2 separate regions of the Homo sapiens genome follow, and region 2 is linked to region 1. A link is an interaction called in ENCODE POLR2A ChIA-PET data of the cell type or tissue named here. Cell type or tissue: endothelial cell of umbilical vein. All regions are shown on one strand. Each heading gives the region's core, and the rest is flanking DNA. Links, peaks and the distances in the headings are about the cores only.

Region 1 (4,380 bases), core at 302-4,301:
GTGGGTGTGGGGGGAGGGGTACACATTGGCTGTCACTTTACCTATAAGGGCACAGGTGGCACATATGACATTGCTTCTGAGCTGACATTTTTCAAAGGACATTCTTGGGAGATTTCCAGCTATCTTAACACAGGGAGCCCAGAGCCTCGACAAAATTGTGCCTCCAGGGGCACAATTCTGAGGTTCTTCAGAGACACACAGGAGACACATCACCCCTACCCCACCTTTAATCCAGAGGCTGCAGCCCCTGCAGAGAGACCCTGGCTGGCCCCCCGGGTAGAGGCATCCAGGGGACAGGCGGAACACCCCGCACAGATGCGCTGCCGGCTTCAGGCTAGAGTCAGTGCAGAGCCCCTGGGACCGTGGATGAGGGAGGGGCTCCTGCTTCCAGTCTCCCACGGAGTTTCACAAGGTGACTTCTCTGTCATCTAGGGCAACACATTCCTCCCAGACTTCATGAGATTCAACAAGATAAGGGTCCCCTGCCTGACCCCAAGGTCTCAACACCATCCCTAAGGCTGAGTCTGGTGCCAGATCCTTTGGGCTGGAGATGAACAAAAAAGCAAAAGGGCTTTGCTTTGCTTCCTCTTTTCTCCAGGGGTCCTGCCTCCTTCTGGCCCTCCCTCCCCACTCCCATCACCAGGCCTGGAGTCTGTGCTCCCCCTCCGCAGACCCCAGTAATTGCTGATTGAGTGGCTTTGAGGAGCTGTTAAGAGACCAGGGAGACGAAGCAGTCACTTGATTGCCTGGCGGCCTGGCAGGACAGCCCCTGAAAGGCCCCCTTTGTGCTGGGCCGGTCCCTGGGAAGCTGCATTCAATTACCGAGGCCCGTGAGAATTGAAAGCTGCAATAGGAGCCCCTGGTCTCCCCCTCGCTTTCTTCTCTTCTCGCCCTACCCCCACTCCGAAAAGAAACAGATGTTCAGGGAGATGGAGGCGGGAGCAGCAGTCGCTGATGCAAAGCCCTCCTGCCTTGGCTTTGGAAGGCGGAGCGGGGGAAGAGGCAGACCAGACTCTCGCCTGCCTGGCCCCTCCCGCAGCGCGGGCTCTGTTTGGCTCCCTGCTCTCCCTTCTAGTGCCTTCCATCCCCGAGATGCTGCCCATAGAGTGCCTGGGATCAGTAGGCATTCTGCAGATAGTAGCTGGTAGGACGGGGATGGTCTAGATGAGTGGGCTTTGGGATCTGGGCCCCTAGGAGGGCTAGAGAATCCCACTCCCCACCTTGCTTCCAGTCCGGACATGCCTCTGTCTTGGAGTCGGGGGTTAGTGGGTGGGGTATCAGCTAACCTTCTACTCCCATTCCACCTGCCTGAGCACTGAGTCAGCCTCCCCGGCTTCCTGGCCCCTTCTAATCCCTCCCAGGGGAGCTTTGAGGCTTCTCACTCCATCTCTTCCCTTTCCCACCCAGGCCCACCCTCACTGTCCCCATTGATAATACCTTTTACAGCATTCTCTCCTGGGTTAGCTCATTTCACCCTGTGAACTATGGAACTCTACCCATTTTACAGACAAGGACACTGAGGCTGAGAGAGCCTGAGTGATGGCTTCCTCTGCTGGTAAGAGCCAGAACTTCCCCGTGCCACAAGCTCCTCCCCCCAGAGACTCGTTTCACTGTGGGATGGTCCCACAGTCACCCAGGGGTTCCTTCCTCTGCAAAGCTGGGGCCTGGGGCTAGCCAAAATTCTAGAACCCCTGGAGCTGATGCTAACAACTGTTCAAGTCAGTTAGTGGGTGGAAAGACCGAACCTGTAGGGAAAACTGGGGGACATCCCTGTCTGGTCCCCCGCATTCACAGACCCTCACTGTTCCTGGGCGGGATGGACCCCCAGCCTCCTGCCTCACAGATCCCCGCTGCTCCAGGCCAGCCTCACTCGGCCCAGCATCAGGTGCCCCCGCTCGGCATATGGAGTCTCCCTGGCCTGCCTGTGCCCCCTCTTTGTTCTCCTGGGCGGGCAGCTGGGCAGTAGGCACAGAAAGGGGCTTGTATTGTGCTGCATTGCGTCATGGGGCAGACCGAGCCCAGGGACTTTCCATTGTCTTGGGCAGCCGGCTGTGCCTGCCAAGAGGATTGAGGTCCTGGCGGGGGAGTGTCTGCTGCAGGGGTGGTAAGGAGAGTGGCTGGGGTTGTAGAGGGGTGAGGAGAGGGAGGGGAGGGGCCAGAGAACATAAATTAGCAGATGGACTAGGGAGTATTTAATTCCTGCTGGGAGTCGGGGTGGGGGGTTTGGGGGGAGCTCTCGTTCCCATCCTGTGGTCTCCAGGCAGGAGTGCAGGAGTGTAGGAGTTAAGAGGTGTGTGGGCTTTAGAAAATCAGGCAGATTGGAGTTCAAGCCCGGCCGGATCACTTCCCCAGCAAAACCCTCACCCTTCCTGTACTTTATGTGCCCGTCAGTACCCAGGCAGCGTCGGTGCTCAGGTAGCAATAGGAGCTGCCGCACAGAGGTGTGAAAACTAAATACAGTTATGCATGTCAGCGTTTCAGACTGTCTGGCAGAGGGCCTGCTCCATTAGCGGGGATCATTATAGTTCTATTCATTGTAGCTACATCCCTCGAGATGTATCCCCATGTTATGAAGGACTCCGAGTTCCTGAGAACAAGCCGTGCATCTCATTTCCCAAAGCCCAGACCCTCTGGACAAAGGTCCCCACTCCATTTTCTTTACCTGTAAAGCAGGACACAGCTCCCCATCCCAAACTTGTCTGGATTGGGCTAACTGGCTTTTATGTTCTACTTGGATTGCTGTGATTCGCTAACTGCCCCCAGGCAGGGGCATTAGCTGGGCAGGACTGAGGAGGCCTGGGTGGGGTCCTCTGAGCTGCAGTGCACTGATCGTGTGCTGTGCGCTAAAATCGGAGCACTTCTCTTCCAGAGAGTTCTGAGGGGGGGCCCATCTGTTGTCTTATTAGCTCTCAAAACATTGCTGGGAGCTCAGGGTAGGGGAAGGGGTGCACCATGTTTTTAGCTCCACAATTCAGATTTTACTTTCCAACCGAGATTGATTCTTGTTTGGGGCTGATGTCCCCAATAGATAGATGAAGCCTGTGCCTAGGACATCAAAGTGTCAAAAAAAAAAAAAAAAAAGTCAGGAATAATTTAATATTTTTATCTTTAAAAGTAAAAAAGAACTTCAGGCTGGGTGTGGTGTAATTATGCCTGTAATCCCAACACTGGGAGGCCGAGGCAGGAGCATAGTTTAGGCCCAGGAGTTTGAGACCAGCCTAGGCAACAAAGAGAGACCCCTGTCTCTTAAAAAAAAAAAAAAAAAACAGACCAGCCGCGGTGGCTCACGCCTGTAATCCCAGCACTTTGGGACGCCGAGGTGGGCAGATCACCTGAGGTTGGGAGTTCGAGGCCAGCTTGACCAACATGGCGAAACCCCATCTCTACTAAAAATACAAAAATTAGCCAGATGTGGTGGCACATGCCTGTAATCCCAGCTACTCAGGAGGCTGAGGCAGGAGAATCACTTGAACCCGGGAGGCAGAGGTTGAGGTGAGCCAAGATCGTGCCACTGCACTCAAGCCTGGACGACAAGAGCAAAACTCCATCTCAAAAAAAAAAAAAAAAAAAAAAAAAACTTTAAGGTTTTCATTACATGAAAATTCTGAACTTTGGTTTAGATTTTTCTCATGCTTAGTTTGTAACCAAGTGTTGTTTTTATGTTGGATCACACGTGGACAGGCACAGGCATTTTTCACTGTCCAGAGCCTCTAAAGGTCTTAATTAGGCTCTGGCTTTGTCCCCAGTCACAAAGTAAAGCAGAAGCTGGACCAAGATGGTAACTTAGTAGGTTGTGGTTGAACCTCAAAAACATGACACTGTGTCAGAGAAGCCAGACACAAAAGACCACATATTATATGATCCCATTTATAGGAAAGTCCCAAATAAGTTAATCCCTGGAGACAGAAAACAGATTAGTGGTTGCCAGGGGCATGGATATAGGGAGTGACCGGTAGGGGCAGAGATAGGGAGTGACTGCTTCCTGGGTACAAGGTTTTACTTTGGGGTGATGGAAATGATTCAGGGCTGGATAGAAGTGGTGGTTGCACAACACTGCGACGGTCCTAATGCACTGAGTCATAGACTTTAGAATGGTTCACTTTCGGTTATGTGAACCTCACTTCAATTGAAAACAAAGGTAGACTGGGCACGGTGGCCCACGCCTGAATCCCAGCACTTTGAGAGGCCAAGGCGGGTGGATCACCTGAGGTCAGGAGTTCAAGACCAACCTGGCCAACATGGTGAAACCCCATCTCTACTAAAAATACAAAAAATTAGCCAGGCATGGTGGCAGGTGCCTGTAATTTCAACTACTCCAGAAGCTGAGGCAGGAGAATCACTTGAACCGGGTAGGTGGAGGTTGCAGTGAGCCCAGATTGC
Region 2 (4,380 bases), core at 281-4,280, 49 kb before region 1:
AAGAATGTCACCAGTGGGCTGCAGGCATTCATCCCTGTAGCAAAACTCCCCATCAGAAGCTCACCAATGCATCCCTTGCCCCCTCCTATCTCCCCGCACACGCCCCCACCTACTGCCCACCACAGACATTTGCAGGAACCGGACCAGAGTGCAGAAGGAAGCCCAAATACCATATGTTTGCATATGCTAACATTATTCATCAAGCTAATGAACCGTTAAATATGTTCTATCCTCCTGCCTTGACAGATATACCCTTACAACGATCTGGAAGGCCAGGTTCAAGTTTAGAAATCTCAGGCTGGGCGTGGTGGCTCACGCCTGTAATCCTAGCACTTTAGGCAGCCAAGGCAGGCAGACCACTTGAGGTCAGGAGTTCAAGACCAGCCTGGCCAACATGGTAAAACCCTGTCTCTACCAAAAATATAAAAATTAGCCGGGTGTGGTGGCACACGCCTGTAGTCTCAGCTACTGGGAGGCTGAGGCAGGAGAATCGCTTGAACCCGGGAGGCGGAGCTTGCAGTGAGCTGAGATTACGCCACTGCACTCCAGCCTGGGCAACAGAGCGAGACTCGGTATTAAAAAAAAAAAAAAAGTTTGGAAATCTCAGACATCTTATTCTGTTCTGCAGTGCGGCAACACAGAAGAGTGCCCCTCCCCAGCTACCCTCCCCCACCCCCTGCCCCATTCTCTCCTCACCCTGTCCTTTGACCCACTCCATTCAATCTTCATCTCCACACCTGCAAAATAGCTACCGCTTGGCCTTCCCTGGAGCCAGGGGTGCATAGCCTACCCTCAGGAGGGTGGATGTGGGGACGAGGCCCATGCAGCCTCTGGAAGCGTGCTTAGGCCTCTCTGGGCAGGGAATTCCGGGGTCCCAGGATTCCAGAGCAAGGTCTAGAGAGAGAGAGGAGTGGTGCAGGCTGGGGGTGGGCATTTCCCATTACCCCACGGCCACTTCACCCCATGGGTGGAAGGAAGTCAGAACAGGACCTTCTGAAGCACTGACGCATCCATCCAGGGCCCACGCGCCCAGCTCTGAGGGCAGCCCGGTTCTGGGGCGTGTATACAGACAATGAGCAGAGGAAGCTGGAGCCTCAGGTCGCTGCCAAATGATGCCTATTTTGAGGGCAGAAAGCCCCCTTGGTTCCACGTTCTTGCCCCTGGCTCCTAACACAGTGTCAGGCACAGGGCAGTACTCCACAGAAATTCACTGAGCTGGGCGGCCCCTTCCCCCTCCACCCTGCCAGGCTGCTCTGCCCGAGCTGGGCTCATCCCCAGCTGAGCGGCAGCCTCATGGGTCGGCCTCCTCTCCTTTGCCCCCTCCAGTCCCAGGACCACCCATGGGCATCCTGTTCCCAGAGGTGCGGACCACGTCTGTGCGGCTGATCTGGCAGCCCCCTGCCGCCCCCAATGGCATCATTCTTGGTAAGCCTTTGCCCTTCCCGTGCCCCGGCTGCAGGAAGAAGGAAGAGGCATGAGCTGCAAAGGAGGCCACTTCGTTACCAGCTTGAGGGAGAGTAGGTCCAGGGAGCCTCCACATCCCCTCTAGAATGGGATCTGGGTGTTAGTCCTCCTGCTAGAAATTCCAGTGTGTAAGATTATCTTCCGGAGGGCAAGATCAGAGTTGAAGTCCCTTAAGAGTCATGGGTTGGCTTTGCGTCCCCAAATGTCCCCAGGCCCCCAGCCTGCCGGCCATCTGGTAAACCTCGGACGCTGTTCCTTAGCATGGCCAAGTGAGGGCACGCTGGCAGGCTCAGCACAGCTGGAAAAGAGTCTCAAGGCGCACAGGAGGGAGGCTACAGATGGGAAGCTTCATCTCACATTTAGAGTTCCCCCAATACACACACCCAGGGTTCCGGTCGGCAGCTGCGTGAACTTGAGCAAGTCTACTCCCCTCTGCGGCCTCAGTGCCCTCACCTTTAAAATGGGGGCTTGGACTACCTGTACCTGTCCCAGGGTTCTCAGTCCTGACCTCACGCACCACCTGCCCTAGAGCAATGCCACATCCCCAAGACAGAGTGGGGGCAGGAAGGACAAGTGCATTAGCCCAGAAAGACCTGGGCTGGGATTCCAGCTCTGTCACTTACCAGCAGGTGGTCTGGCCTCTCCGGGCCTCAGTTTCTTCACTTGGGGCTGTTACGGGGGTCACAGACACTGTGCATAGAGTGCCTCTCCATGCCACCCACAGTCCACCCTCCCCAGGTGGCAGCTGAAGACTGGAGAGTGACCCAGAGACCTCAGGCAGACAGACCACAGCCAAAGGGACCACGGCAAGGTGGCCATGTACAGACACAGCTGTGGCTTTGGACGGAACAACCCTTCCCGGGGCCCTAGGAGCGGCTTGCCTTGCTTGCCATAATAGCCATGTGCTTCCTTCCCACAGCTTACCAGATCACACACCGGCTCAACACCACCACGGCCAACACCGCCACTGTGGAGGTGCTGGCACCCAGCGCCCGGCAGTACACAGCCACGGGCCTCAAGCCAGAGTCTGTCTACCTGTTCCGCATCACGGCCCAGACCCGCAAGGGCTGGGGAGAAGCTGCCGAGGCCTTGGTGGTGACCACCGAGAAGAGAGGTGACTGCCCACGGGGGCCAGGGAAGGCTTGGGGGCAGCTGAGGGGGGGCCAGCCAGTGCTCTGAGCTGTTCCTAGTGGATGGCTGGTATGAGCTGCAGTGCCCTGGATGAGAATGGAAGGTGGGCTCCAATCTCTGAAGTCAAAGTCAGCAAGGGGTCTAATAGACTCCCAGAGATGAGCCGCAAGTTCACACCCAAGGACCCTACTCTGGTCTGGTCTTCTAAAGGGAAAGTTTGTGGCCAGGCTTAGTGGCTCACGCCTGTAATCCCAGCACTTTGGGAGGCCAAGGCGGGTGGATCACTTGAGGTCAGGAGTTTGAGACCAGCCTAGCCAACATGGTGAAACCCCGTCTCTACTAAAAATACAAAAATTAGCCAGCGTGGTGGCACACACCTGTAATCCCAGCTACTCAGGAAGCTGAGACACGAGAATCACTTGAACCTGGGGGACGGAGGTTGCAGTGAGCCAAGATCGCACCACTGCACTCCAGCCTGGGTGACAGAACAAGACTCTGTCTAAATTAATTAATTAATTAAGGGAGGGTTAGTGACCATCTTCCCTCTCCCCTCCCCACTCACAGCCCTGGCCTTGTCAACACAGATGGGCGCAGGATCAGGGCTGCAGCCTGGAGCCCCGGCTGCCACTGCACTGCTGCCCTGAGCTGGCACCTTGCCTGATCTTGGACTCCCCAAAAGCAAGCCTGGGACCCCGACTGGCCTGATAGGGATATATTAGAAACTACTCTCAACCTGGGCCACATAGTGAGACACCATCTCTACAGAACATAGAAATATTAGCTATAGGCCGGGCATGGTGGCTCACACCTGTAATCCTAGCACTTTGGGAGGCCGAGGCAGGTGGATCACCTGAGGTCGGGAGTTCAAGGCCGTCCTGGCCAACGTGGTGAAACCTCGTCCCTACTAAAAATACAAAAATTAGCTGGGCATGGTGGCACATGTCAGTAACCCCAGCTACTTGGAAGGCTGAGGCAAAAGAATCGCTTGAACCTGCGAGGCGGAGGTCACAGTGAGCTGAGATCACACCACTGCACTCCAGCCTGGGCTACAGAGCAAGACCGTCTCAAAAAAAAAAAAAAAAAAAAGAAAGGAATATCAGCCAGGTGTGGTGGTGTACATCTGTAGTCCCAGCCATTCAAGAGGCCGAGGTAGAAGGATTGCTTGAATCAAGGAGTTTGAGGCTGTAGTGAGCTATGATCGTGCCACTGCACTCCAGCCTGGGAAACAGATACAGACCCTGACTGTGTTTTAAATAACGAAAGAAAAAGGAAGGAGGGGAAGGGGAAGGGGAAGGGAAGGGAGGAGAGGGGAGGGGAGGGGGAAGGGAAAGGGAGGGGAGGGAAGGGGGGAAAAAGGGAGGGAGGGAGGGAGGGAGGGAGAAGGAAGAGAAGGAGGGAGAAAAGAGAGGGAGAAAGAAAAGGAAAGGAGGGGGGAAGGAAGGAAGGAAGGAGAGGGAGGGAAGGAAGGAAGGAGGGAGGGAAGGAAGGAAGGAAGGAGAGGGAGGGAAGGAAGGAAGGAGGGAGGGAAGGAAGGGAGGGAAGGAAGAAGAAAATGTACTCAGGAAAAACCATTAGTACAGTGCTTCTCAACTGGGGACTTCTTTGGCCACAGGGGACATTGGACATGTCTGGAGACATTTTGGTTGTCACAGTGTGGGAGTGCTACTGGCATCAAGTGGGTGGAGGCCAGGGACACTGCTGAGCATCCTGCATTGCATAGGATGCCCCCGCCACAGAGTCATCTGTTCTGAATTCCAGTACTGCTGAGGTTTGAGAAGCCCTGCA

The links. ChIA-PET counts read pairs that join two places held together with the same protein. Peaks named below come from ENCODE experiments on the same cell type or tissue, not always from the same donor. Only the 100,000 strongest peaks of a DNase experiment are listed, where the experiment ranks them.
Region 2: POLR2A ChIA-PET joins it to region 1 with 9 read pairs; 2 of 35 experiments call an interaction of 5 or more read pairs at or near these places.

The regions. Positions count from the first base shown.
Region 1 is chr17:73,339,932-73,344,311 of GRCh38, reverse strand. The region is part of intron 44 of SDK2 (sidekick cell adhesion molecule 2); the gene reads left to right. Among named protein-coding and RNA genes, the nearest start is that of CDC42EP4, 30 kb to the right of the region's middle. In endothelial cell of umbilical vein, for the core only: no CTCF peak of the experiment used is centred there; a DNase peak (open chromatin) is centred at 2,021; H3K27ac peaks cover 416 bases.
Region 2 is chr17:73,388,485-73,392,864 of GRCh38, reverse strand. SDK2 (sidekick cell adhesion molecule 2) reads left to right here. Exons shown (of 45, transcript NM_001144952.2): 28 at 1,327-1,425; 29 at 2,384-2,578. Among named protein-coding and RNA genes, the nearest start is that of CDC42EP4, 79 kb to the right of the region's middle. In endothelial cell of umbilical vein, for the core only: no CTCF peak of the experiment used is centred there; no DNase peak of the experiment used is centred there.